Regions from separate parts of the Homo sapiens genome. Here region 1 is linked to region 2. The links are chromatin contacts, found by Hi-C or POLR2A ChIA-PET in ENCODE. All regions are on one chromosome and are shown on one strand. The core of a region is the stretch at or near the end of the contact, and the rest is flanking DNA. Distances in the headings are between cores, read along the strand shown.

What was found. Hi-C counts contacts between places; a loop is a spot of excess contacts on that map. ChIA-PET counts read pairs that join two places held with the same protein, here RNA polymerase II (POLR2A). Pooled maps may share reads with other maps.
Region 1: a loop to region 2 is called in a map of IMR-90, with 21 times the contacts of the local background. The contact joins the promoter of EOLA2-DT here to the promoter of HMGB3 in region 2. A Hi-C loop is called at or near these places in 2 of 168 maps with a recorded cell type or tissue (IMR-90 and naive thymus-derived CD4-positive, alpha-beta T cell), 3 of 37 single-sample maps with no recorded cell type and 12 of 50 pooled maps. POLR2A ChIA-PET finds 5 or more read pairs at or near these places in 2 of 52 experiments (Caco-2 and endothelial cell of umbilical vein).

What each region holds. Positions count from the first base shown.
Region 1 is chrX:149,937,298-149,940,361 of GRCh38, forward strand. It overlaps EOLA2-DT (EOLA2 divergent transcript), which reads left to right and starts at 1,251. Exons shown (of 12, transcript NR_027456.1): 1 at 1,251-1,489. It overlaps EOLA2 (endothelium and lymphocyte associated ASCH domain 2), which reads right to left and starts at 1,194. Exons shown (of 5, transcript NM_001013845.2): 1 at 896-1,194; 2 at 136-183. RefSeq lists silencers at 1,640-1,909, 2,020-2,099, 2,380-2,439.
Region 2 is chrX:150,981,936-150,984,973 of GRCh38, forward strand. HMGB3 (high mobility group box 3) reads left to right here and starts at 1,400. Exons shown (of 5, transcript NM_005342.4): 1 at 1,400-1,441. RefSeq lists an enhancer at 414-1,109 and a silencer at 1,231-1,430.

The sequences.
Region 1 (3,064 bases), core at 1-2,500, 1.0 Mb before region 2:
TTAGCCAACCCTTTTCTCGTCATCACCACAAAATCACAACAACTGTGTGTGTGTGGAATCCCTAGTAGGAACTGATGTAACTGAAAAGGCAAGAAGGGGGTTGAGTCCCCTCCTACCTGGTGCTGCAGAGAGTACCTGCTTTACGGCCAGAGGAGGAAACACTCTTCCACTTGGTTTCTTTACCTGCACAACAAGGAAGATAAAGAGGAAAGGTCATTAAATGCAAGTCAGCAAAGCTGGTTAATGGCCCTAGGAAGGTCTTCTACTCAGCAGGCATTGGAAACCAAGAGCTGGGAGGGCCGGTCCTAAGAGTAACACATGTGCACCTCACTCACGGTTTGGTTCTGCTAATCAGAGCGGTGGGACCCTCCACATCTGTCTGGGTCACAGGGTGCACCAGTCCGCAGAGCAGAAAATCATTTCAGCAAGTTGAGTCACATTCCTACAGCTGAGCACGCTCCATCCGAGGGGAGAAAAATCACACTTCCCCTCCCATTGTCATCGGACGAGGGTTTGGGGGGCCTAAATCCCATTGTCCACTGCTTAATTCTGGTTAGGTCATGCTGAGCACGGGGCCACAGGCCACAGAGCTATGCACCGCCCGGCCTGGGGTCCAGGCGAGCTTACAGCACAGGGGCCAAGCGGGAGGCAGGGAAGACCGGGCCGAGATGGGGCCGCTGTGTGTGGAGCAGCACTTGCAGACGCAGGTCGCGGGTACACGCGCTTAGAAGGAGGGGGGCCGAGACCATGGGGAGAGCAAGGGACACCAAAGGGCGCTTCGGGCGCGCCCCGCACGGGTTCTCTGCCCGAAACCCAGGGGAAAGAAACCCCAGCCCGCAAGTACCGTCTGCAAGAGGGCCGAGCACACGGGCTCCGGCATCAGGGGCCCTGGTACCTTTCAGCCGCGGCCGGTCTCACGGCCTCTGGACCCTGAGAGTCGTGGGCGTTCAGGGCCGACTCTGGCTTTTGGCCTCAGAGTACAGTCCTCCGCCTCCTCGCGACCCAGCGAGGCCACCGGAGCCAGCGAGGAGACGTGGGCCGCGGTGAGAAGAGAGAGCACCCGGCTCGTGTCAGGGCTGTAAGGTAGCTGCCGCTTACTCCCGGAAACCGGTGGCCAGTGACAGATGCTAGCGGTCCATAACTTCGGCTTTCATGCAGCTCCCGTCGTCCCTTTCATGAGGAACGTACGTGTGCGCGTAATCACGCACGTACGTACACCACGCACGTACGCAGGAGGCCCGTATTCAGCCACGCCTATACACCGCCAAATCGCTAGGAAGCCACGTATTCACGAAGCCACGCAGTGACGTCGCCACGCACGTACGCACGCACTTGCCACAAGGAGACGCTGTTCAGTTTACCGGATCCTGTCCCGCGCCAGCCAACCAGGACAAGGCCGGGGAGCTCGAGACAGGCAGCCTAGACCAAGAACCGGAAGGAGGAAAAGGAACCGGAGGGAGGAAGAGGAGGGGCGGGACGAGACCACCAGGCAGGATTTTTAAGCCCAGAGCTGCGAGACCAGCAGGAAGGAACTGGGAGAAACCAATGGGGAGGGGATGGGGGCGGGGCTGAGAGGAGGAGGGCGGAGCTGGGGGAGGGGAAGGGCGGGAGTGAGGAAACCGCTGGGGCGGGGTTGAGAGTGGGGCGGGGACTTGAGGGGATGGGGCGGGGACTTGGGATGGGGCGGGGACTCGAGGGGGTGGGGCGGGGCTGAGAGAAACCATTGGGGGCGGGGCTATGGGCGATCTGGGCGAGGAGAGGCTGCAGGAGGAGCTCGCGGACTCCTGAGAACCAGCGCGGGGAGGGAGGGGGCTGGTGAGAGGAGGAAGGTGGGGCTGAAAGAAACCAGTGGGGAGGGGTTGGGGGCGGGGCTTTGGAAGCTGGTGCTGGAGAAGCAGGGCAGGGCTGGGGGAGGAGTGGGGCGGGGCGGGGTTCGGGGGGGGCTGGGGCTCGGGGAGGGGTGGGGCGGGGCTGAGGGAACCGCCGGGGAGGGGCTCGGGGGCGGGGCTTTGAAAACAGCCTTTGGAGAAGCGGGGCTGGGGGGGCGGGGCAGGGCCGAGGGGAACCTCTGGGGTGGGGCTGGGGGGTGGGGTTTGCACGCAGCCACAGGAGAAACAGGGCGGGGCTCAGAAAAGGGTTGGATCGGGCTGAGAGAGACCGCTGAGGGGGGTGCTGGGGGCGGGGCTTTGGAAGCACCCGCGGGAGAAACAGGGAGGAGATGGGGAGAGGCGGGGCTCGGCGCGGGGCGGGGCTTCGGAGGCAGCCGCGGGAGAAGCAGGGGGGGGTTCGGGGCAGGGCGGGTCTGAGCGAAGCCATTGGGGAGCGGCTGGGGGCGGGGCCTTTTAACCAGCCGCAGGAGGAGCCGGGTGGGGCTGGGGCGGGGCGGAGCTGAGAGAAACCGCTGAGGATGGGCTGGGGGCGGGGCCTTGGAAGCAGGCGTTGGAGGGGCGGGGTAGGGCCGGGCCGAGAGAAACCACTGGGGAGGGTCTGGGGTCGGGGCTTTGCCATCAGTGGTGTGAGGAGCAGGCCGGGGCAGTGGGCAATTGAGCGAGGAACAGCTGCGGGAGGACTCCGCGGACTCCTGAGAACCAGCTTAGGGGAGCGGCGGCTTGGGGAGGTGTAGGGTGGAATCACGAGAAAGCTCTGTGGGAGGGCCTGGTGCACAGCTCAGCTGCAGGGTGGAGCTGAGGGAAAGCCGGGCGTTCCTGGAGGAGGAGCAGGGCGAGGCTGTGGCAAAGCGCTGTGGGAGCAGATGGGGCGGGGCTGCGGGAAAGAGCTGGAGAAGGAGGAGCCAAGCTGCACCAAGGCTGGCGGGTGAGAATTGCGGGGGAGGAGCTAGTGCAGAGCTGGAGGAAAGAGCTGAAAGGTTGTTGGGGTGGGCAGAGGGGTAGGAGAAGCGAGACGGGGCTAGAGGAGGCGGAGCTGGGAGCGGTGATGAAGGGGTAGCAGGGCGGGGCAGTGGGAAAGAGCTGTGGGAGGAGGAGCTGGGGGTAAGAAGCTGGGGCTGTGGCTGCAGCGGGGACTGGGTCAGAGCTTCTGGAGGAGCCGCCTGCAAGAGGAGGGC
Region 2 (3,038 bases), core at 150-2,649:
TGGAAGCAGCATTTGGAAAATTCATGTTCTGGTGGGGCTTATTTCTGAATATAGGACTCATAAATAGCTGGATCTCTTGGCCTTTCAAAGAAAAGAAAAACCAAACTCATGACATCTCTTCCTTTGCATTATTTTCTCCAACTGTCAATCTTTAAACTGCTCTTTTTCTCACCCTTTCATTCTTTCCAGGCAAGGGCCCTCAGATACTTTCTTTCCAAATAGGGCTGATACTTGCATTTGAAGTGGAGTATTTCTTCCTTGCGTGGGACTGTCCTATGCAATGTAGGATATTTAGTATCCCCGGCCGTTCCTTCCTCTTATTGAATTCCAGCAACACCTGCCAGTCATCCAGGCACCGGCCCCACGAATTTCAGAACATCCCTTACAGAAGTGACACTGCGGCTCCTATACTTTGAAAAACATTGCCTGAATCCCCAAAGAAGTGACTAGCTCAAGGCCATACCACCAGCCAATGGCAAAGTGGAGATCAAGTCAAATCCCATTCATTCATTCATTCACTCATTCATTCCCGAAGCTTTAATTCTTTGCTCTAGGGTGTGTCAGGAGAGCAGAGGGAATGAGGGCCTTGAACCGAGACAGTGAAGAGGGTAAGAAGAAAAGTGTTATTCTTTGCCCACAAAACTACAATTTCTCACAAATTCTCTGCTCTTGCCAAATTTTGTTTTCCTCTTTTAGCCCGTCGGTTCCGCAATTTCGGGCGCAAATAAAGACCTTCTGGCATTTAGTGGAAAGAGCCTAGTTGAGCACGATCCGCAGAAGCGGAATCAGGTGGCTTTCGGATAGGCAGCGAGATCCGAGGACTAAATCCCGAGGTCTTGGCGAGCAAGCAGCTGCCCTCCGCCAGGCATCGAGGAGCGAGCTGCCGCCGCGTTTCTGTCGCGGCGCCGCGGCCGAACCGGGTAGAGGTGGTCTACCATCGGCCCTTCGTGGTGGGCCCAGGGGTGTTTCCCCGGGCAGGGGAGCTGACTGCAGGCCAGGGGCGCCAAGGCCGCGGTGCGGTGGGAGCAGAGGGCAGCGCAGCGGGGCTGGACTTCATCTTCCCACGCCAGAGGCCGAGGCCTCCGGGAATCGCAGGGCCACCTCTTCAAAGCCCTTGGCGATCCCAGTTCTGTTCCCCGAGGGGGCTGGCGAGGTGGGCGGGGCGGGCAGGCGAGACTAGGTCTTTCCCTGTTTGGCCTCCGTAGCCGGCGCCGGCGGGTCGTTCTGTTTGAATGAATGATCCCAGCAGCCGCGCCCAATGGGCGTCCACGCCTGCTTAATATGCATGAGGCCCGCAGCCAATGGCCAGGCGAGGAGGCTGTTTTAAACGGCAGAGCCCGCTGGCCAATCAGGCGGCTCTCGTGGAGGCAGCTAGCGCGAGGCTGGGGAGCGCTGAGCCGCGCGTCGTGCCCTGCGCTGCCCAGACTAGCGAACAATACAGGTACGTCTCGCACCGCCCGCTCCCGCCGCCGCCGCCGCCGCCGCCGCCGCCGCCGCCGCCGCCGCCGCCGCCGCCGCAGCGCCCGCACAACTTTCCGGCCCGCGCCGCCGTGAGCGCGCCCTGCCGCCGCCTCCCCCTGCCTCTACTCCCCATTCCCTTCCCGCCCCCTCCGCCTTCCCTCCTGCTAGGCGGCCGGGAAGGAAGAAGCAATTCAGGTGTTTCAACTTTTCCAACGCGTTCCCCGAGCTCCCCGCTTTCGGGGGTCGGCCCCCTCGGCGGACGCCCGCCCGTGGCGGCCCCAGGGGCCGCAGCCGGGAACCCAGGGCCCCCGAGGCCAGATGTTTGGGCAGCTGCGGCTGCGGCGGCTGGGCGAGCAGAGGGGCGGCTGCGGGCTGTGGGCGCTGGGCGGCGGCAGCGGGAAGGGGGCCGGGAGTTCCCCGGCCCGCGACGGACTCCGCTGGGGAACGGGCGGCCGGTGCCCGCCGGGGGCTGCGCGGCTGGTGCCCGCCGGGGGCCGCCGCACGGGCAAACTTCGCTCCCGGGCTTGGCCCGGCGCCGCGCGGGCCCGCAGGCTACGCCGCTGGCTCTGCGTTAACATGGCCGTCGCGGAGCGCCCGGTGGCCCGGGGGGGCGCGGGCCGGCCGCCCCCCTCTCGCCTCCCGCCCGCCCGGCGCCGCCGCCGCCGCTAACATGGCTGGCGCGGCGCTGGCCTCCGGCGAGGGCAGGGGAGGCGGGCGGAGCGGTCGGCGGGGCGCCCGGCGGGCTCCGGCCTCGGCCCCGGCGCCCGCGGCCCGGGGCGGGCGGCTCGGAGGGCCGGGGGCGCCGCTGCGGGCCCTGGAGCGGCCGAGCGTCATGGCTGCACGGGCGCCTTTGTTATCCCGAGGAGTGCGCCCCGCGCCGGGGGGCGGGGAGGTCCGGCCCGGGCCCCCGAGCCCCCGGGCGGCCCGGGCGGGGCGGGGCGGGGCGGGGTGGGGGCCGACGGGCGGGCGGCGGCGGCGGGGCCCGGGCCGCTTTGTTCGCCGCTGTCGCCGCCGCCCGCGCCGGCCGCGCGCGGATCAGCCATTTTAGCGAGTGGGACTCCGAGGCGCGGCGGACGCCGCCACCAGTGCCGCGGCTGCCGCCGGCCCGGCCGCACACCCCCCGCGCACCGCCACCGCCGCCGCCCCCGGCCCCGCGCGTCCCCCGGGGATGACAGCGGCGGATTTCAGGGGCACTTTCTTTCATCAGGAGGCTTTTGACAAAATGGAAGGTGAATTACGGGTGTCCCGGTGACCCGGCACGGGGGCCGAGGCGGGCTGCCTGCTGCCGGCCGGGACTCCCCCGCTCCCGGTCCCGCCCCGCCCGGGCCGCCGCTGCGGGTCTCTGTTGGGCAGCCTCCTGGGCGGCTGCTGCCAAGGGGAGCTCTTTAGTTTTACATGATGACCTTGGGTGTGGGAAAAGGAAAAGATGGCGGGAAGCTGGGGGGTGGGACAGGGACGATGACATGCCGCAGCTGCATTTTTATTTGGAAACTTTGGAGAAAGTGTTCTCGGCTGGACCTGCATTCTGGGTTACAGATGAGCACGACTAGCCCTTTTTATACACCCTCCCCCTTTAG